2 separate regions of the Mus musculus genome follow, and region 1 is linked to region 2. A link is a loop called in an ENCODE intact Hi-C map of the cell type or tissue named here. Cell type or tissue: left cerebral cortex. All regions are shown on one strand. Each heading gives the region's core, and the rest is flanking DNA. Links, peaks and the distances in the headings are about the cores only. Region 1 holds the start of Grin3a (glutamate receptor ionotropic, NMDA3A). Region 2 overlaps Grin3a (glutamate receptor ionotropic, NMDA3A).

Evidence for each region. A loop is a pair of places that touch in the nucleus more often than their neighbours do. Peaks named below come from ENCODE experiments on the same cell type or tissue, not always from the same donor. Only the 100,000 strongest peaks of a DNase experiment are listed, where the experiment ranks them.
Region 1: it touches region 2 in a loop (7-fold over the local background); 7 of 42 quality-filtered maps call a loop at or near these places.

What each region holds. Positions count from the first base shown.
Region 1 is chr4:49,843,501-49,858,876 of GRCm38, reverse strand. Grin3a (glutamate receptor ionotropic, NMDA3A) reads left to right here and starts at 13,108. Exons shown (of 9, transcript NM_001033351.2): 1 at 13,108-14,494. The coding sequence starts at 13,796. In left cerebral cortex, for the core only: CTCF peaks have their summits at 13,044 and 13,759; DNase peaks (open chromatin) are centred at 13,599, 14,029, 14,470, 14,962 and 1 more place; H3K4me3 peaks cover 2,687 bases; H3K27ac peaks cover 1,129 bases.
Region 2 is chr4:49,685,727-49,690,726 of GRCm38, reverse strand. The region is part of intron 6 of Grin3a (glutamate receptor ionotropic, NMDA3A); the gene reads left to right. Among named protein-coding and RNA genes, the nearest start is that of Ppp3r2, 6.2 kb to the right of the region's middle. In left cerebral cortex, for the core only: a CTCF peak has its summit at 1,918 (motif pointing left); a DNase peak (open chromatin) is centred at 1,883.

The DNA.
Region 1 (15,376 bases), core at 10,377-15,376, 160 kb before region 2:
GTTTTCTTTGATTGGTGGTTTAGTTCTAAGGAGCTCTGGGAGTACTGGTTAGTTCATATTGATGTTCCTCCTATGGGGCTTCAGATCCCTTCAGCTCCTTGGGTACTTTCTCTAGCTCCTTCACTGGAGACCTTGTGCTCCATCCAATGGATGATTGTGAGCATCCACTTCTGTATTTTCCAGGCACTGGCAAAGGCCCTCGGGAGACAGTTATATCAGCCTGAATGTTTTCTGCACCATATATTTTTATCATGTTTTCTCCTTCACCCAGTTCCTTCCAGATCCTTCCCACCTCCCTACCTACCCAGCTCTATCTTCTTTTTCTCACTCTCTTTCAAACAAATAAACAAAAACAAAATAATAACGACAAAGAGACATATACAGACAAAAATCCATAAAAGTTAAAATCAAAATAAGTAAAACACCAACTAGACAAAAAATAAGACAAAAAAAAATGTCCAAAGAAAGCAAAATGAAACAAAAAGTCTTCAAAAATACCATTGAGTCCACTCTGTGTTGTCCAACTACTCCTGGACATAGAGCCTACCCTAAGGAATGGTTACCCCATTAGACTCCACTAAAGAAAACTGATTTTTTTTTTTTAACCTTTACCAACAGGTATCAACTGTAGATAGCTTCTTGGTTAGATATAAGAGCTTGTGTGCACTTCCTCTTCCCAGTGCTGGGACCTCATCCGACTGGAATTTGTGCAGGCCTTGTGCATACTGCCACAGTCACTCTGGGTCATATGTGCATCAGTTATATCATATTGGGAAGGCACTGTTTCCTTGGTGTCATCCATCACTTCTGGATCTAAAAATTTTTCTGCCTCTTTTTCCACAAAGATCCCTAAGCCTAGAGGAGGGCTTTTGATGAAAACAACTCATTTAAGACTGAGTTCTCCAAAGTCTCTCAATCTCTATACACTATCTAGTTTGGAGTCTCTGTGTTAGTTGCTAACAAGAAGCTTCTCTGATGAAGGCTAAAGAAGTCCCTGATATGTGGGTATAACAATATGTCATTATGAGTAATTTTACTTCAGGGTGGCCCCCACAATCTCTAATTCCTTGTGTGCATGCCCATAAATGACTCCTATCCTAGACTGGAGCATGCATGACTGGACTCTGAACAGTAGAATGTGACAAATTAACAAGATGTATCTTTTATTATGATGCTCTTTTATGACTGAGGTTATGTCACTACTGTAATAATATTATTTTGTTTAGGGTTTTCATAAAACAAGTGGTCATGTTAAATATGTCAACCTTGTAAGGACCTACAGGGGGCTGCTAGTAATTGCTGGTGGTCTCTGGGTTCTGAGGAACTCCAACAACAAAAAGGCAGCAAAAACCAAAATACAATGAATTCTGCCAAGACACAATGAGCTTGGATGTAGATTCTGCCCCTGTCATACTTCCAGATGAGATGGGCCAAGCAACTGATGGGTGAGGTTTGAGAATACAGATGGCTTAGACATCCTGGCCACAGAAATAGTAAGATCATATACATGCGTTCATTTAGGATGCCATATTAATTGTTTCCTTTTTGAGAATATTATATGTGTATTCAGTGATACATGATAATACATGCCTGTACTTCCCTTCCCCCTCCAATTCCCACTGTAGCCTTCCAACATGCTCTCCTGTCAACACTACCTGATCACTCACTATTACAAAGTCCTATTTAGTGCTGTACTTACATGCCTATGTGTAAAGCCATCCACTGGAGCATGAAAACCCTAAAAAAATATAGCAATACTCTCAAAAAAGATTGATTGTCCTCCCACCACCACCACCAGCAGCTACCACCTGACATTAGCTCTTCAGTAAAGGGTGGGACTTAGAAAGCACCTTTCCTATCTGCACTGGAATTTGGTTGGCTTGATCTTATACAGGTAACCACAGCTACTCCATTCATGAATACAGAAGCCATGTCATATCCAGAAGACAACCAGCCTCTTCTTCCATAATACTTCATGATAAGCTGCCAAATTTTTAATAATTGGTTATCAACATCAATAGAAAGGTAATATAAGGTTGACATCCATGTGGGAGAAAGAGCTACACATGCAATAGGTGACAAGGATTTACCAGCAAAAGCAAAGTTTGTCTAGTGCATTGTATGATAGCCCATTAGACTGGAAGCCATGGAGAGGCCTTAAGTCTGAAGTTGCATTGAGCATGAAAACGGATGAGACGTATCTAGACAGAGACCTCAGGACAGACTCCTCAGGCTCCACCCAACCAAGGTTTGTCAAACTGAGTTTCAAAAGGGGGTTTTTATTGCTCCCTAAAAGATGCAGAAGTGACTGACTGAGCCAATGACTCTAAGGAACTTGGAGGATGGAGATCTTAAGGCTTCCACAGAAGATGCAGGCCAGCATCAGAAGCTGTCTGTGGAGGCCACAACAGAGACATAGGAGGGCCCGCAGGGCCCACAGAGCTGGCTTCTTCCGGTAGTGCTAGGACAATTTATAAGGCCACTACTTGAGAAAGGAGAGTGAGAGAAAAAGAATTCTGTGACATTATGCTCAACCAATCAAAGTAGACCCCATAAAACAGCCTTTTTCAAGTTTCTATTATCAGTAAAAATAGAAAATTGAACAAAATTTAATTTTCATTACAGAGAAGTGAAATAACATTTCTGCAATTCAAAGTGATACCCTCCTGGTATGCATCTGATTTGGGAACCATTATATTTACTGTGAGAAAAATTATACATTTATATGTATGTGCATATATTAATAGTCTATTTGGCTTCTGTCTTATCAGGATGCCATCCCATTTTCTAGTTTCTAACAGAAATTCTTTTCTGCTATCTAACATTTTCCCATTGGTCCCTTATGTTTAAATGCATGTAAAGAACTCAAATGCAATCAGTGAAGTTTTTCATCTCAGCTATTTCTCATATCTCTTAAATCTGCCTTGTTGAGGCAATTAAATTCCACAACTCTTATTAAGTCTTATTTATTTCTTTTTTATTTTTTCTCTTTTCTTTATTTCTTCTTGTGTCTCACAGTGTAACCTGAGCTCATTTGAAACTCTCTGTGAAGCTCAGGCAGGCCTCAAAGAGCAATCCTCCTGTTTTAGCCTCTAGAATTCTGGAACTACAGGCCTGACCCACCACATTCAGTTTCAGTTACAAATTTCTGCATTCTATGCAGAGCATCTGCCATGGCTCTAACACAGAGTAAATTTATTTCGTACAAGTGCATGTCAGCAGTTATTAAAGGATCAGCTTCCTCAGCCCTTATCCTCTCAGGGTTGGCCTTTTCTACTCCAGCAGGGTCAGATTTGAAGTCCTCACCCTTCTGTCAACTCTTTGGGGGTGGGGACTTATGGCAGAGAATTCAGAGGAAAGGCAAATGTAAAAGTTTTCAAACCATGGTCTTGGCTGGGCAATCTTTAAACAGGGAGTGGTCTGAAAACGTTGAGGAACAGAAACTATGTGGAAGCAATGACAATGCGTAACAAAAGGAAGGAGGACACATGTTTAAATATCACTGTGATTTATCCTGGTTTTTACTTTTTGAAACGAACAGAAGGGGAAAATACCTGTGGCTTCAAGGCTAATGTGTTTCTATTGTAAGAGTAATTCTACTGATTCTGGGCATTGCATAAGTCAGTAGGTTTGCTTGGGATGCGATGCAATGAGTGATATTTTTCTTGATGGTTTATGATCTCTATTATACTGAATTGTACAGAAATTAACCCAAACTAACCTGACTTCTTTTAAAATGTTTCATTTAAAAGTGGACAGCATGTATCTCATGAGAGTGTCTCTACAACTTCATCTATATGCATTGCTTATTTTGCTCCCTAATACAGAATTTTGAGGTCTTAGGACCATAAAAATCTCTCTCTCTTTTTTCTCTCTCCCTCTTTCTTTCCTTCTCTCCCTCCCTCCTTCCTTCCCTGCCTTGCTCCCTCCCTCCTTTTCTCTCAACTGTTAATCACAGAAATAGGTTGGACTTGTCTGCTACAGTCGGATTTTTAAAAAAAAAATTTTTTTTTTAATTCTTATCATTGTCATTGGGATGGTAACAATCCACAGAATAGTTTCCATTGAGAGAAAAAAGGAAAGGGAAAAGACAGAAGTTCTAAAACGCCAACCTACTGCACGTACATTTCAAGATTACATCACATCCACTAAAATCCATTGATCTAAGCCTCAAGTTGGCTGGCTAGGTATTGTGTAACAATCTCCTTTAAAATTAAAACATTCCCTCTTGAAAGGAAGCTCATTAGATGCAAGATGTTACAGAAGGATGGGGTGAAATAGCAAGACATTCTAAGGAGAAGGGAAAATATTCTAACCTACAGAGAAGCTTTTTTTAAATTCATGAAGAAAACAACTCAGAGTCCTCAGGCAGTCCCTAAAATTGACCAGATAAATTAGGACCTCACCCTCTCCAAGAGTATATAGGTAGTAAGGGCTGGTGAGAGACAGTCACAGACCAACAGAGCCAACTGAAGGAGACAAAGACCTTCCCAGCTGCTTAGAAGACTATATCAGTCACGATGAGCCACCTGGAAGCAACCGAGGAGCCAAGCTGCCTGGACCACCTGAGTCGCCTGAGATACCCTCCAGCCTGTCAAGCTGTTCGAAGGTTGTGTCATGAGATCCAGTTTTTCAGACGTTCTTGAGCTGTCTCCCATGCTGCCTTTGAGTTATCTCTACTCCTACAAGTAACCCCTCACCTGTACTTTTTCAGTAACTACAAGAACTCATTAGTTCCCCAGCTTGGATTTTGGTGATATCCTCATTTTGGTCTGCCATTGTTGCCACATCTCCGCAGCAATAGTGTCAATAACACCAAATTTCAAATCAAGAACTGGGGACACACATATCTCTTAGTATAAAGTCATTTTATCGAAAGGAAGAATGAAAAGCTGAGACTAGTAACTCAGTCTGTACATGCTGCTAAATTATATTTGTATTATACCTGTTTGTTGTCTTAGTCACCCTTTATATTGCTGTAAAGAGACACCATGACCACAGCAGCTCTTACAAAAAAAAAAAAAAAAAAAGCAAGCATTTAATTAGGGCTGGCTTACAGTCCCAGAGGCTTAGTCCATTGTTATCATGGTAGTGAGCACAGCGCCATGCAGGCAGATACTAGAGCAGTAGCTTAGAGTGCTGCACCTGTTCTATAGGCAAAGACAGAGATTCTGAGCTTGAAACCTCAGAGCCTACCCCCAGAGTCACACTTTCTGTATGTAACAATGCCACCACCTAACCCTTTTAATTCCTTCAAATTGTGCCACTCCCTGGTGACAAAGCATTCAAATGCATGAGCCTATGGGAGCCATTCTCATTCAAACCACCACACTTGTATTGAATTTTACATTTTTATACATGAATGAATGCTAAAGGGTTTTCTAATAAATTCAAAGGTTCCACTGTGACTTATATTATCATGATTTCCAACCTTGTGAAAAATATAGCCAAAAGCTATACTTTTATTTATTTAAACCATGTGACTTTCCTATTAAGACACATAAGCCATGAAAACTTTTCAAAATGAGTGATACATATACATATATTTGCTAGTCACTTGAGAACTTGATGTAAACATCTATAGGCATTCTCCTTTGTCTAGTGTGCCACACACTTATTTATACCTGCCCTACTAATTTATGTGACACCGTGTATCTATTCCTAGCTGCTCCTGGAGTTAAAAGCACATGTTTTGGCACTGGGAAAGATACCAGCTTCAAAGAAAACATAATAGCACATTTAAACCCTGTGATGGAGAGTCTGATAAGCCAGAAAAATCACAGCTTGATTTCAAAAGCAGCAGGGAGTTGGTAAAGAGACTAAAAGAAGTAGATGGAATAGCTTGTACGATAGAAAATAAAGATTGCTTTTGCCAAAGACCATTTTCCAAACTCCATAGAAACAGGTCACCCATCAGAAGATGGAGGACTTTCAGAAACTACCAAGTCGAGAGGAATGTACAAGTTTTCCAGTTTAAAAAAAAAAAAAAACACAAATGTCTATTATAAACAAATAGGTGGTGAATTCTTTCATTCTAAAAAAAAAAAAAACAAAGATTGACTCTCACCTTAATGGCATCAAATGACAGAGCAAAGCAGAAGTCTTGCCTAGAAGCAGATAAGAGAAAGAAGCATGCATGTTTCTCATTCCTCACTTCTCTGCTGATGATAGTAGCAACACTACCTCCATGTTTTCACCTCTATGAAAGAAGCATGTTTTTAGTTCGGTATCTGATGTTAGCTCTGGAATCTTGATCTATCACTTGCTGACTCTGCCTCAGGCATCAGCTGCTCATGAATAATTTAAACCTATATAAATACATTAATATATATCTACTCTCCTTTTACTTTAGAGACAATGTGGATGGGAGTGGGGGCAATCTGCAAGATCGTGCTTAAATCTCTTGAAAAGGGAGTTATCATTTCAGAACACTACAACTATTATTGTTGTTTCTATCTTACTCCATCCAAATTAGTCTCTTTATACTGGCTTTCTCAATGGGCAATGACTTTTTCCTATTGGCCTATGGATAGAGTTCTCCATGGTCATAAACAATTAGCTGCTGACTACTATTAAATCACTCTGGCTTAGCCTCCTCTCCATTGTGGATGTTGCAGTGATGTAGTCAAGGTTGATTAAGTTTTAACTCCAATGCTCGAGTCCCCAGGTGACAGTGTAGAGTGTTTCAGATTCAGAGACAATTTATTCACATTCTGCAACAACATCTAGAAAACTAACCTTTATTTCAAAGAGGGCTTCAGCCCTCAGAAGACTAGACACACTGATGAGATTTCCTTCTGCCTGCATCAATTGTCGTACCAGGAAGTGGCATGAGGGGCAGCTCTGTGCAGCCAAAGTACATTCATCACCCGAAGCAAGGCTACTAGTGCCTGTGTATGCCTGTGTGTGCAGTATTCAGTGGTAAGAAAAACTATGCCCGGTATCTTGTTGCATTTTAAACGTTTTAAAGCATTCATTTCTGTGTTCTGATAAATAATGTCTCCATAGCAATATCTACCCCACTATCCCAGTCAGATGGACAGTTCTACCATCAGCCAGGCCTCACCTTCATTTACCCATTCATGTTAAGAGGGGAGATGCAATGAAATTGAGACGAGGAGCAGGAGGCTCCAATCTGTGAGCAATTCTTAGCAAAAGACGTGGTCTCACCAACCTCAATGTCATCCTCTATAAAACAATAATAGTGTGTTCATGGCATGAGGATATCATGTATGTGAAATACTTAGGCATAAGTCACTCAGATTTTTCTTTTAAAAAAATCTCTAAAACCACAAAAATTCATAATTTTTCTACATTTACTGAAAGTCTTCCCTAAAATCTTTTTCTATTATAAGGAAGACATTTCTTTTCTTACTTGAAATAGTATGCAGGTATAATGCATGAGACTCAAAAAGGCAAATTTTTATAGAAAAGTCCTCATGTGTTAACTACAATTATAAAAATGGTGCTACCAACTGGGTGTGGGAAAGTCCTCTAAAACTGCCACAGTATGTTATGGGCCAAGTTTTATTCCATAAGTGATTTGAATCAGAATGAATTGGAATGATCACTCTAAGAGAGAGATCAAGAGAGACCTCCATATTAGTCTTCCCAACGCCCACTTGAGTTCCTTGCAGTGGGGTTTAGGGAAGGAACTGGAAACACTGAGTGTTTGGAAATACTCAGATAGTAATCCTGGTGTGTGTTGAAAGGCCGACCTCTTCTAACAAGTGACAAGGCACTCTCCACTGGCAGCTAAAACTAGGGTTCTTCAGTGTCCTCTCTCACTGACACCTCCTGCTATGTAGATAGGACATAATCTACCTTTGGCTGTCTGTGAATAGATGACCATGTGGTGCAGAGAAGATATCTTCCTCTGTGGTCTGCAGCACAGGGCAATGCCTAGACATCGTCTGCTTTCAAACTGGCCAACATACATTATGTTTGCTTCCCGTTCTTTACCTTCAGGTCTAAATTCTTTTTCTCTCCTATTTCCAATTCCTCAGGCTTTTCAAAACCCCTTTAGCAAGATCCTCCTTTGATCATCTGTGGAATATCCCAGGCATGTAGAAGTCACTCAAACTAAAGTCCTCTAAAATGATGATCTCACAAATCTTGAACTCTTCTGAAAATTTCCCTTTAACACCTCTCCTATCCCAAATTCCCTCATAATGAACTCTGCCTTCTTTTCCCTTCACCACATTCTTGATAAGATGTTACGATTATAAGAATTGTTTATGTTAATGTATGGTAGGTTGATGGTCCCCAAATCAAGAAAATCACTTGCATTTAAGTAAGAATGAGTGATGTCAGGATTGGGACAGTGGTCTAAGGTACTAATGGTACAAGGTATCGTACAGAAGAGAACAGCTAAGATCTTCAGTGACGAATTCTCTGGACCTGTTTCTCTAAAGTGATCTGATTGGAGCTTTTTCTTGTTTTGTTTTTGTTTTCTTAGACTCACTCTCTCCTAAAATTCTATTATCCTATTCTCTACAGCATTTGTTTGTTGGTTTTGTTTACAGGCTTCGTTCTGAAAGATTCCCATAAATATACCATAATGATTGGAAATGAAGAAGCTGGTATTGCTGGCAATGGTATAGAAGAGTAGAGGCTAAACATTAGCAATAGATAGGCAGTTTTTCATCTAGATAATAAGATGTGATTGTTCTTATTACCAAGGATACAGCCAGGATGAACTTGGAACGCTGAAGCCACACCATTCCTCACCTCAGCATATGGTGATTTGAGCAGTAACTCTGCATTTCTCATGTGGTTCCCATTCCTCAGTTCAAATGGTAAAGTGGGAGAATTACCTCTCTCATATGCACCGCTGCAAACCCCCGCCCCATCTGATCTAGCCTCCACTCTTGATTCTTATCCTATTCAGAAGAGAAACCAAGGTTCCTCCTGGGCTTCACTATCTTCAGTGTCCTCCTTGTCTCTCTGTCCTGACTTGCCATAACCCTCACCACCTTGGGTATTCGGCTCCAGATACTCCAGACTCCTCAATACTAATCAACTACTCCTGCCCCGTTTAAAAAACAGAAAACAACAACAACAACAACAAAAATCCTACAAGTTAGTATTTTATTACAGGCAAACCTGTAGTTGGGAACATGCCATTTAAAATGAATGCCACTTATTTAAAATAATAACATCACCAAAACTAGGTGTGGCTACACCTAGATATTTTTCAGTATATAAGGGGTAAGAAAAGAATAGTTTTACAAACTATAATAAATGTGCAAATAAGCCTCCCATTTCCAAGAAGCTTGAGGTTTGCATGAGTTTGCATGCTGCCGTTTCTACACAGAAAACTGTCAGGAGCTGTCACCACAACCAATGCAGAAAGGATGAAACTCTAGCTTTGGGAGGCGAAATGTCATACCCACAGGGAAATGCTGCAGAGAGGGGATCCAACCCTGATTCTCCACAGCATTCTTCCCTGGAACCTTCCCTGGGCCACTTCCAGAATGTCACAGCTTTCACTATAACCATAGCTGGCACCAGAAAGCACAGATGTGCATGGGACACATTTTAAATTGAGCACTTAGATTTGTTTTGTTTGTTTGACTTCCAACGTGGGTTCTTAGATCACTACTTCTCATTCTGGATCAGATTATAAACAAAGTCTTCTCTGGCAGAGCCAAATGTGAGCTCTGATTTGCTACCAACCCTGCAGCTGGAATGAACCTCCAATGCTAAAAGTACACTGCCCCTCACAGCACTTCGAAGACCTGTCAGCAGTCCAGTAGTCCTCAAACCCAATTCCCCATATGTGAAGAATAATCACCCTAGCCAGACAAGATTATGGGACTTAGCAAGAATGTTGTCTCTCAGGTACATTATTGCAACTGCTCACATCAGATATCTTGCCTACCTTCCATGTACCATTAAAAGAACATCTAGAGGGATCCTGTTGCGTTAGTCCTCATGAGCATCGTGACAGATGACTGTAATCCCAGCACTAAGGATGCGAGGGAAAGCAGGAGGATTGTTTGACTTGAGTCCAGCCTGGGCTACAGAAGTCTTAAGACCCTGTCTCAAAAGAAAACAAAAATTAGCCCTGCCACTGACTCTGTTGCCCAGTGTCTTGCAGTCACACCTGTCACCCTATGCAGACCAGAGCCACACCTCCTGGTTGGTTTTCACTGCCTGCCTCTTCCTTTGAGCCTTTCTGCTCTAACAGCCCCCACTGTGACTGCTGTGAGTTGTCTTGCTCTGGCTCTTTGGATCCTTCACTCTTATTCAAATACCCCAGAAACATTTCTGCATAAGAACCCTTTCCTGGGGGAGTGGGTAGGGGAGCGTGTGGAGGACTTTTGGGATAGCATTGGAAATGTAAATGAAATAAATACCCAATAAAAAAAGGAAAAAAATAAAAAGAACCCTTTCCTAAGAACCCTCTCCATTGCTCTTTCCTCCCCTTGGGACTCCTTGCTCCATCATTCTCACAAATCACTGCCTCACCTCCCTTTATCTCTTTATTCAAAAGGTATGTTCTTGGGGGTTTTCCCTGGCTTTGCCTTCTAAAAATCACAGCTCACTTCCCTTCTATTCCTGTGGGCTTTTTTTTCCTCCTGAGCACAAGACAGCATGTCCTGTGTGTATTTGATTGTGTTCTTTGTTGTCCTTCTGTTCCATTAGTTCATAAACTAATATTTAGCACTCTGTGGAGTTATTAACAATCTTAGTCTGAAAAGGCAGAGAATTCATTTATTCTAACTGGGATTAAATCACCTAATCCCAGGATAGCCTTATGCCTGTGCACAGTAGGTTTTACTAACTGATTATTGAGTAATGAAAGGGTTTTTAAAATTATGGTCTTGTAGGCACGAAAAAGAGAGGAAGGGGAAGGGAAAGAGGAGAGATAAGAAAAGGCGAAAAGAAGAATGTCAGAGTTGCTCTGCAGTGACAAGAGAACCAGGTGGCAAAAGGAGGACAGAGAAGAAGAATAGCACAGGGGCTGGGGAGAAGCTCCTCTGTAAAGTGCTTGTCACTGAAGCCCGAGGGCCTGAGTCTCCTGAATCTACTCTAAAAAACCAGGCATGGCATGGTAGCATGCACCTTTAATACCAACAGTAGGAAAGAGAGACAGAATACCAAGGATCTCAATGGCCATCCAGGTTAGCCTTATCATTGAGTTCCAGGTCTCACTGAGAGAGACTTTGTCCCAAAGACAAGACAAGCTAGAATGCTTCTGAGGCACAAAGCAGAGGGTGACCTCTGGCCTCCACCTGAGCTAACACAGATGTGTACACGTACATAGACACACACACACACACACACACACACACACACACACACACACACAAACACACCAAAAGGAATGACGCAGAGTAGAAAGGACCTGGGGAGACTCGAAAACAGAAAAGGAAGAGCTCTTCTTCCAGTTCACAAGCTTCCACCAGGGCTCCGTCAGTACCAAGCTCAGAACTATGCAGCTCATCTGAGAATAACCAGGTCAGCCACACTCTCACGGCCATGATGAACTTGTAAGTAGCCTAATGCCCAAAGTGAATCCAACAAAACCTTTCCCAGTCAGGCCAGGCTACTCTCTATCAACACCTACTCTCTGAGGAACTTCATCTGAGCACACATGCAATGCCATGGTGCTAACGGTTGCTATGCAGAGTCACAGTTATAGGCACTCCTTAGTCTTCCATACACATACTCCAGCTCCTCCTAACGGCACGGGTGAGAGCCTCAAGTCCCTGCCGTGCAAGGACCACACATTCTACACTATACTTTGTATCTCAAGCAATGTGGTACTCTGGGATAAAGGAGATTGCTGACAGAGCTTTGATCTCTCTCTGACCTCAAGAGAGAACAGGGGCTTTCTATTCTGATTTAGCCCCCATTAAGCGTTTACTTCCCAATGGTGGAAGTTTTTTTAACCCTGAAGCAACTCCATCTTACAAAACTTACTTTGTGCTGAGACAAAGAGTCTTCTCTTTGCCAGGTTCTCAAGAATTTTATTTGTCTATAGTTTCATTATCCCAAAATTTAAAACATGGTGGAAACTTAAACTCAAGAATCAAAACAACTTTTTAGAGCTAAAGGTTTGATGTATTTACATAGTAATTTAGCAGCTCCAAACAACAGGGCAAGGACAGGTCAAATAAATTGCCGAGGTCACAGTTCTCCAGAGGTGATATTGGACTCAGTATTGCTGATCACCAATGCTGTTAGTCACGTAGTCATCTCCCCCACCCTCCTCATGAATGATTCCTGTAACATAAAAAGTAGTCAATTTGCAATATGTGTGGCATCCATAAGATTTCCTTAACCCTTTTGCGTTTTTTCTGATGTCACTTATTAAATGGGGAGAAAGTTTAGATAATAGGCTCATTGACCCCTGGGTTGCTGTATAAATGAAATAACTCACAAGAAACTACAACCTGGACACTCTTGGTCTATATACTACGGACAACTGGTGAAGGCTTTTTAAGCTCTGAAAGTACTTTTATTGCATTTTATTTATTTTATGTCTGGGATGGATGTGAGCACGTGAATCTTGCCACGCAGGGGTGCACGTTGGAGGACAACTTTCTTGAGTCAATTGTCTCTTTCCATCTTAAAGGACCTGGGGATGTAAATGCAGTTGTGAGGCCTGGTGGCCAGCTCTTTAACTTCTTGAATCGCTTTGAATCCACGTTTTTTATCCCGAGAATCAAAAAAACAAGACCCCTTTAAAAACGCATAAGCTCCTCTGCCAAAGAAAAGCAAGAAGAAATCAGATGTGTAAATAATTCTTGCTTTAATACTCTGGACTAGAAAAACCCTTTAGAGTGGTGTCGCCAAGGGATACTCCTTAAAGTCACAGTGGCTTTTAACCGGTCCCTGTGACCCATTAGGCTTCAGATCTCTCAGTACCGACTCCGAATTCAGAAATCCCCCAGGCTGTCTTTGCGTACATCCGCCAAAGGGAATTGTGCCAACTACAGACTCTGCGTTTGAGGGGCGAGGACTTTGCAGGGGCGCGGGACTGTGCGGCAGGAGAATCTCACCATCAGTGGGCGTTTAGCGCAGCCAAGCGACAGGCTGGCGCCAGGGCTCTGCTACTGGGAGGCGCCGGCTGAGGCGGGGAGAACTTTGGCGCTCAGAACAGAACCACCCTTCGCTGGCCAGTTGTGTCGCTCCTCCAAGGAAGCCGCGGAAGTGGCGCCTGGGCGAAAAGCCCGGCAGAAAAAGGAAGAGAGGAAGTAGAAAGGGAAGAGGGGAAAATGAACCAGGCGCTGGGGGAGCCCGCGGTAAGGTGGCCGGCGGGGAAAGGAAGCAGGTTCGGCAGCTGCTTTTCCGCACCCCGTGCGTGAACGCCCTCTCCTCTGCCACCCCAGTAAATAAGTGGGTGTCTCCTGAACTGAACAGCAAGAGAAAAGAAGCCAGCCAAGTGAGAGTACAGCTCCTCTGTCACTGCCGCCCCCTTGCAAGTCTGGCGGCTTCTCGCGGGGCCAGACGCTGCGCCCCAGGCGCCCTGCAGATGGGGTGGACAGGGACCCGGAGCTCAAGCCACGGGTGACCCGCGCTGGCCAACCGGCCTGCGGCGCTTGCGGAGGATGCTAGGCGGAGGAGCCCTGGAACCGCATCCGACACTGCCCGGCGTCCGCTAGGCTGCAACTTGGAATGCCCAGGGAGCGGTCCGGCTCCTGTGACCACTTCGCCGCGTCTAGGGAAGCTGCGCTCAGGATTTGGAGGCAGAGACCTCAGGCGGCGGAGACCTCCGGCGGCGGCTGCAGAGGGAAGAGCCGGGCGCAGGAGGGGGCGCGCTTTCTCCCAGCGGGTCTCAGTAATGAGGAGACTGAGTTTGTGGTGGCTGCTGAGCAGGGTCTGTCTGTTGCTGCCTCCGCCCTGTGCACTGGTGCTGGCCGGGGTGCCCAGCTCCTCCTCGCACCCGCAACCCTGCCAGATCCTCAAGCGCATCGGACACGCGGTGAGGGTGGGCGCGGTGCACTTGCAACCCTGGACCACGGCCCCACGCGCAGCCAGTCGCGCTCAGGACGGCGGCAGGGCGGGTGCCCAGAGGGATGAGCCAGAGTCGGGGACGTGGCGGCCACCGGCGCCCTCGCAAGGCGCACGTTGGTTGGGGAGCGCCCTGCATGGCCGGGGTCCACCCGGCTCCCGCAAGCTCGGGGAGGGCGCCGGGACCGAGACCCTGTGGCCGCGGGATGCCCTACTGTTCGCTGTGGAAAACCTGAACCGTGTGGAAGGGCTCCTTCCCTACAACCTGTCTTTGGAAGTAGTGATGGCCATCGAGGCGGGCCTGGGCGACCTGCCACTTATGCCTTTCTCTTCCCCAAGCTCACCGTGGAGCAGTGACCCTTTCTCCTTTCTGCAGAGCGTGTGCCACACCGTAGTGGTACAAGGGGTTTCAGCGCTGCTGGCCTTCCCCCAGAGCCAGGGCGAAATGATGGAGCTGGACTTGGTCAGTTCTGTCCTGCACATCCCAGTGCTCAGCATAGTGCGCCACGAGTTTCCGCGGGAGAGTCAGGTGAGAGGAGTCTGGTGCGTGGAGTGCTGTGCGCTGCTGGGAGTCGGGACCAGAAGGGGAGGAAGAGTGTGGGGGAAGCCTGGGTTTGTTGGCTTGTTTGTTTTTTAACTTTGATGTTTGAGGCTTGGACTATGTCCCTAGGCGGTAGGTTAGAGGACTTCAGTTGAAATAGAGTAAGACATTTTAAAAGCAGGCAGAAATAAAATGCGAAGTTGGGGGTGGGGGAGGGGTCACAGATGGAAGGAAGAAAGTGGAGATGATATGTGGTGGGGGCGGGAGGCAGTCATGTTTTGACAAGCTATGAGAAATCTAGTGGGTTCCAGACACCTGAAACTTAAGGTTCAGAACCGTGGACAGTGATCAAGGGTTCTACACTGGAGTGAGGAACAGGGGTGGGGCCCCAGACTTGCCACTGTCTTAAACTCCCAAAGGGCATTCAGAAAACCTGTAACAGAAAAAGCAGCAGCTGGTCTTTTTTACTTCTTCCAGAGGCGTGCCAGGGCTCTGTGGTGTAAGGAAAAGCACGTCCCTCTGGCTTCCCTTCAGTAAATGTAAAAGTCTGCAACTAGTACAGAAGCCACCGTGGCTGGCAGTCTTACAAATGGAAACCACTGGAATTACCGAGAGTACAAAAGATGAGGAGACTCATCTGTGGGTTCTTTGCCCCCACCTTCCTTCTACATTGTGTGGGCTCAGAGGCTGGACATGTGATCGCTGTAAAGAGCCCATTTCTGCTCTCTTTATTTAAGAATAAACAAATAATGACTTAGTTTTTTAAGGGGTTGAAAAAAATCTAAAGATATTGTCAGCAAAGAAACTATTTGTGGACTTAAGTCATGACTAGTAACAAAGAGGAGATGTGATACTCAGGAAGGAGACAGG
Region 2 (5,000 bases), core at 1-5,000:
TATAGCCAGAGCCATCTGGAAGAGTCCAGATCAGAAAGAGAAAGCATTAAATTAAACACGGCCAGCAGACTATACTGGCCATGAGAGAACATAGATAGATAGATAGATAGATAGATAGATAGATAGATAGATAGATAGATACATACATACATACATACATACATACATACATACATACATACATGATAGATAGATAGGTACATGCATACATACATATAGATACATAGAGATATAGATAGATAGATAGATAGATAGATAGATAGATAGATAGATAGATAGGATGAAGAGAGAGAAGCAAGAAAGAAGAGTTTAAGAGAGGAAGACAAAAGAGAGTACATGGCCAAATGGCAGAGTTATATGAGAATGAGAAGCTGGCAAAAGTATGACACCAATGAGCTGGAGAAGTTTTGGGGCAGGGGTAAGTAGGGCTGAGAAAAGCCAAAGGCAGTTGTAATACTGAGGCCGGCATGCACTTTGATATGCTAACTGGCACCACAGATAGCCATTTGTCCCTGACAGCTGCCAAGCCTGATGACCCAAGTTCCATCCCTGGACTGCATGGCAGAGGGAGAGAACAGACTCCTATGAGTTGTCCTCTGACCGCCATGTGCATGCTTTGGCATGTGTGCATTCCACATGCACAACCACAGATAAATAAGTCAATCTAATAAATAAATTAAAGTAAAACTTAAAACTCAGACTTTCCCCCTCAAAGCCAGGGATATAATAGGGCTTGTTTCAACATGTGCAGTCTATTTACTGAAACTGACTGTGGAAATGTGTGGCCTAGTCAGTGGTCTTCTTTCCCTAAGTAAGATCTATGGCCAAGCCAAGCATGGTGGTAGGAGAGGCCTATAATCCTAGGAATCGGGAACTGAGTCAGGGGCATCATGCATTTGAAGCCAGTCTAGGCTACACAGGAAGAAACCATCTACAAATTTAAAAATAAAATAATAAACACAAAGCAACAACAAATAGATGCTAAAATTGAAAATAAAAACTATGTGCATAGAAAAAAACAGCTTGGTAAACAACAGAGCACTTTCCAGAAGACGCTGCAGTTGTCTTATCTCGGAGTCACCCTCACAACTCCAAATACAGACAAGCATGGGTCCAGAACTGCTTACAATTCCGGGGCTGAGTACCTAATTGCTTCCACGTGAAACCAAAGACTTTTAATGGTGGGGAGTGAAACCCCTGATTCTGAACCTTCACCTGGGTATGAGCTGACTGAATAAGCTTTCACACTACGGTGCTGTTGTTTCTCTCCCTTCTTTGCAATTCTGCATTCAGGTTTCCATGAGAAAGCATGAAGAAAGGTTATACAAACCATACAGCATTTATATATGAACAATAGCACTTAAAACACTTCTAGGCAAACAATAGCAACTATTTCCTTCAGTACTCTGGGGGAAAGCCTTCAGTCAGGGTTTTCTTCCCCTCACCCGACCGCAGAAAGACAGGGCTGCCCCTCTGCTGCTTTCTGGCTAGTGTAGTTTGGATTCTGATACAAGGAACAGCAATGCAGCAAGTGTGGTCTTCACCTCGCTAATGAGCGAATAAACAGATCTTGTGGAATAAGGGTCTCCTCTTTTGCATTCCAGAGAGGCTCAGGCATAAATTACACCCAAGACCACATACTGTTAGTAGTTCCTGCTTTTCTCCTAAATTCCTCCAACTAATGAATATTTATGAAATGTCATTTACTGTGCAACTAGCAGGTCTGAGCAGTGCTCAAACTGATTAGAGCTGTTGTGAGAGACAGCCTTCCTCCCATTTTTTTCAGATTTTCATGCATTGAAGCCTGTGTGGCATCTCCTCCCTCATCTACTTTCTGTACAGACAGCCCTGGCTTCCAGGTTCTGCAGAGTCCAGCTTGAAGAAAGCAAAACGAGGAGGTGGAGAACGAATGCCACCTAGTGGCTAAAGTGAGGTGTTACAAAACATCAGGGAAAAAAAAAAAAAGGCTTTGCCTGGCAGAAATGCGTGATCCGCATGGACTAGTGGCAGGATGGGTCAGACTGTTAGGGTCCTAAGGACACTTCTTCCCCGTGTGAGCAGTGTGAGTGAGTGGAATTTGAGGGATATACTAGATAAGGAAACAATGTTTTGGAGGAGCCTTGGAGCCCTTAACAGAAATGTCTCCCTGCAACATCTAAACATAGAGCTATTGGTCAAGGAGGCCGGGGCAGTACCATTTGGAGTATCATCGCTACTACTCCTACCTCTGTCCTTCCAGACAATTGGAATTCAGGCCTAGAGTTGAGTGTACTGTTTCCTCCAAAGGGATGTTGCATTCCTGAGGGCTTAACCACACAGTACCTCAGAGTGTGGTCTGGTTTGCATATAAGATACAAATCCACCTTGATATTTAGTTACAATATAGTGAGGTAGGCCCCAAACACACTATGACTAGTATCCTTATCAGAAGACAGTATCCATGTGAAATAGATACCTACAGAAAGCCTGGGCTGTGAGGGGATGAGACTGGATTCCAGCAGCTGCCAGCCAAGTCCACTTGCCAGCTGGTCACCCTTGCACAGCTGTGACAAGACACCTGAGGCCATCATCTTGTCACAGGGAAAACTTTACTTGCAGTTTGGGTTTTTTTTTTCAGTCCATCATGAGGTACCCCTGTTGTTTTGGGGTCTATGGTAAGCTGGCACATTAAGATGGGGAATGTGTCTGTTTGCTTCATGCTGAGATACAAGCAGGATAAAGAGAGTGAGATCTCACCATTCCCTTTAAGAACCCTGTCCTCAGTGAACAGACCTCCCACTGGGCCCTACCTCTGGAATCTTTTTACTGTGTCTCAGTAGTTGGGCCTCTGAAGAAAAGAAGAATGGCCCTGCAGGTTTCAGAGGGAGCAAGCCAGCTTCTTTATTTAGGACTCCAGTTCCAGCACTGAAAGTCAACCCTCCCTAAGGCACCTGGATGACATCGAAGTTCCCACGTCTATAGCTGTGACACTTGTCTACCTTGTGTCTAGCAGGATTGAACATATCTTGCAAAAGGAGGAGGAGGAAGAAGAAGAAGAAGAAGAAGAAGAAGAAGAAGAAGAAGAAGAAGAAGAAGAAGAAGAAGAAGAAGAAGAAGAAGAAGAAGAAGAAGAAGAAGGAGTTGCCTGTTTATTACCAAAAAAAAAAAAAAAAAGAACACTTCACACCTTTGATGGTATCTTTCATTTTATATCATCTCTTTCAATTTGCTACAATGCTCTTATGTTTTAATTCATTTAGGAGTCCATAATCTCTCTGAACAGGGATGGCCTCTGGATGTCATCAGTGCTTTGCACATTGAAACATGATCAATGTATCCGTAAGAAATAACTGAATAAGCACTGCCTGATCTCCAATGCCTGGGGCATGGTGGGGCTTCATTCCAGTCCACCTGATGTCACTGCTGTCCCTTCACTTCTCTGCTCTGGATATGCAGTCTTATTTAGGTGCCCACTACCTGCCTGTTCCCCTTGCTCCAGTGTCTTTGCACATGTGTTTCTTCTGTTTGGAGTGCCTACCTATTCCAACAACATCTACTTAACCTCTTCTACTCCTTGAGATTTCCTCTGTAGCATCACTTTCCAAATAAAAGTTCCCTTTAGAATGGACTCTTTGGGTACCAGGTATTTCTCATCTATAATTACATAGAGAGGCTCCTATATATACATATATATACAAATATATACCACAGAGAGGCTCCTTTGTGTCTCAGGATGTGATCATTTTCTAGATATCCACCCTACACACCTGCTTTAGGCAACTGTTGCATTTGTCTCACCTATTAGCTGCTCAGGAAATACTTGCATCCATAGAAACACACATATATTCAACTAGTCATCAGTGTTCTGATAGTCTATTAAAATATTCAGGCAAGTCTACCGTGGGCAGAAATGATCACTTCTACCAATCCTGTGCCAGGCATTAAGCCTGCTCCCCATGCCCTCCCTTAGTTAACCTGGGGAAGAGTCTATGAATCAGCAACCACCATCTCACTTTCCAAACGAACGATGAATCAAATGCTTAATTCTGCTAGAGGTCGGAGAATTGTTAAGTAGCAAGAACTTTAATTTAAAACTATACACGTCAGAACTTATATTTTAAAAACTTTCCCAGCATGACAGAAGAAAGCCAAGCATATGATTTCTAATTTTCTGGAATATATGCTGGGGAGCCTGCCTGAGCAGTTCTCTCTGGAAAGTAGCTGTGGGGGGGGGGTGCCAGCAGAGGGCAAGGAGGTGCAAAACTTGGCTTTGCCAAAGTAAAAGTTGTTTAGTATTAATAATATTTACTCTCGTTGGTTCTTGGTCCTTCTGGGGCCAGAAGCCATGGCTTCAGACAGATTAACACCTGTTGCTTACCATGGAGAGGTAGGTATTGTTCCCATCTCTGACCAGGCAGCCAGGAGTCCCTCACTGACCAGGCTGGTTAACTCTTTGTGAACCAGAGAGGAAGGAAAGGAAAAGAATTAAATCCTTTATATGGCAAACATGCATACATAGATACACATACATTTACACACATGCATACCTTAGCCAGGCCCAGCCACCTGTCTCACTCGACCCCACAAATGTTCATGCATAGTTACATACAGGCACATATACCCACACACATACATATAAACAAACAGACACGCATACATTTGGAAGAGCCCCCCAAGTCACCAACCCAACATCTTTCTTTTCCCTAGCCTTTTTGTATATAAATACAAAAAGTTCTTAGAAAATTACCTCATAGTTAAAACGTTACACAACAATGGGAGTTACAAAAGCACACTGATATTAAATTCAGAGCAGTAATTCATTCTGTAAGCTCATTACAAGTTCAAAGCCACAGTTTCATATGGCTGTGTCTTATCATAGTGCACACCTGTGGCTTCATCATTGGATCTGACCTAGAATGAATATTTTCCCTTGATCACAAATTTGTAACAAGCCTATTTCTCTTTTTAGTATAATTACGAAAGCTCATTGTACTCCTTATTATGCAGTCTTTACTTGCTAT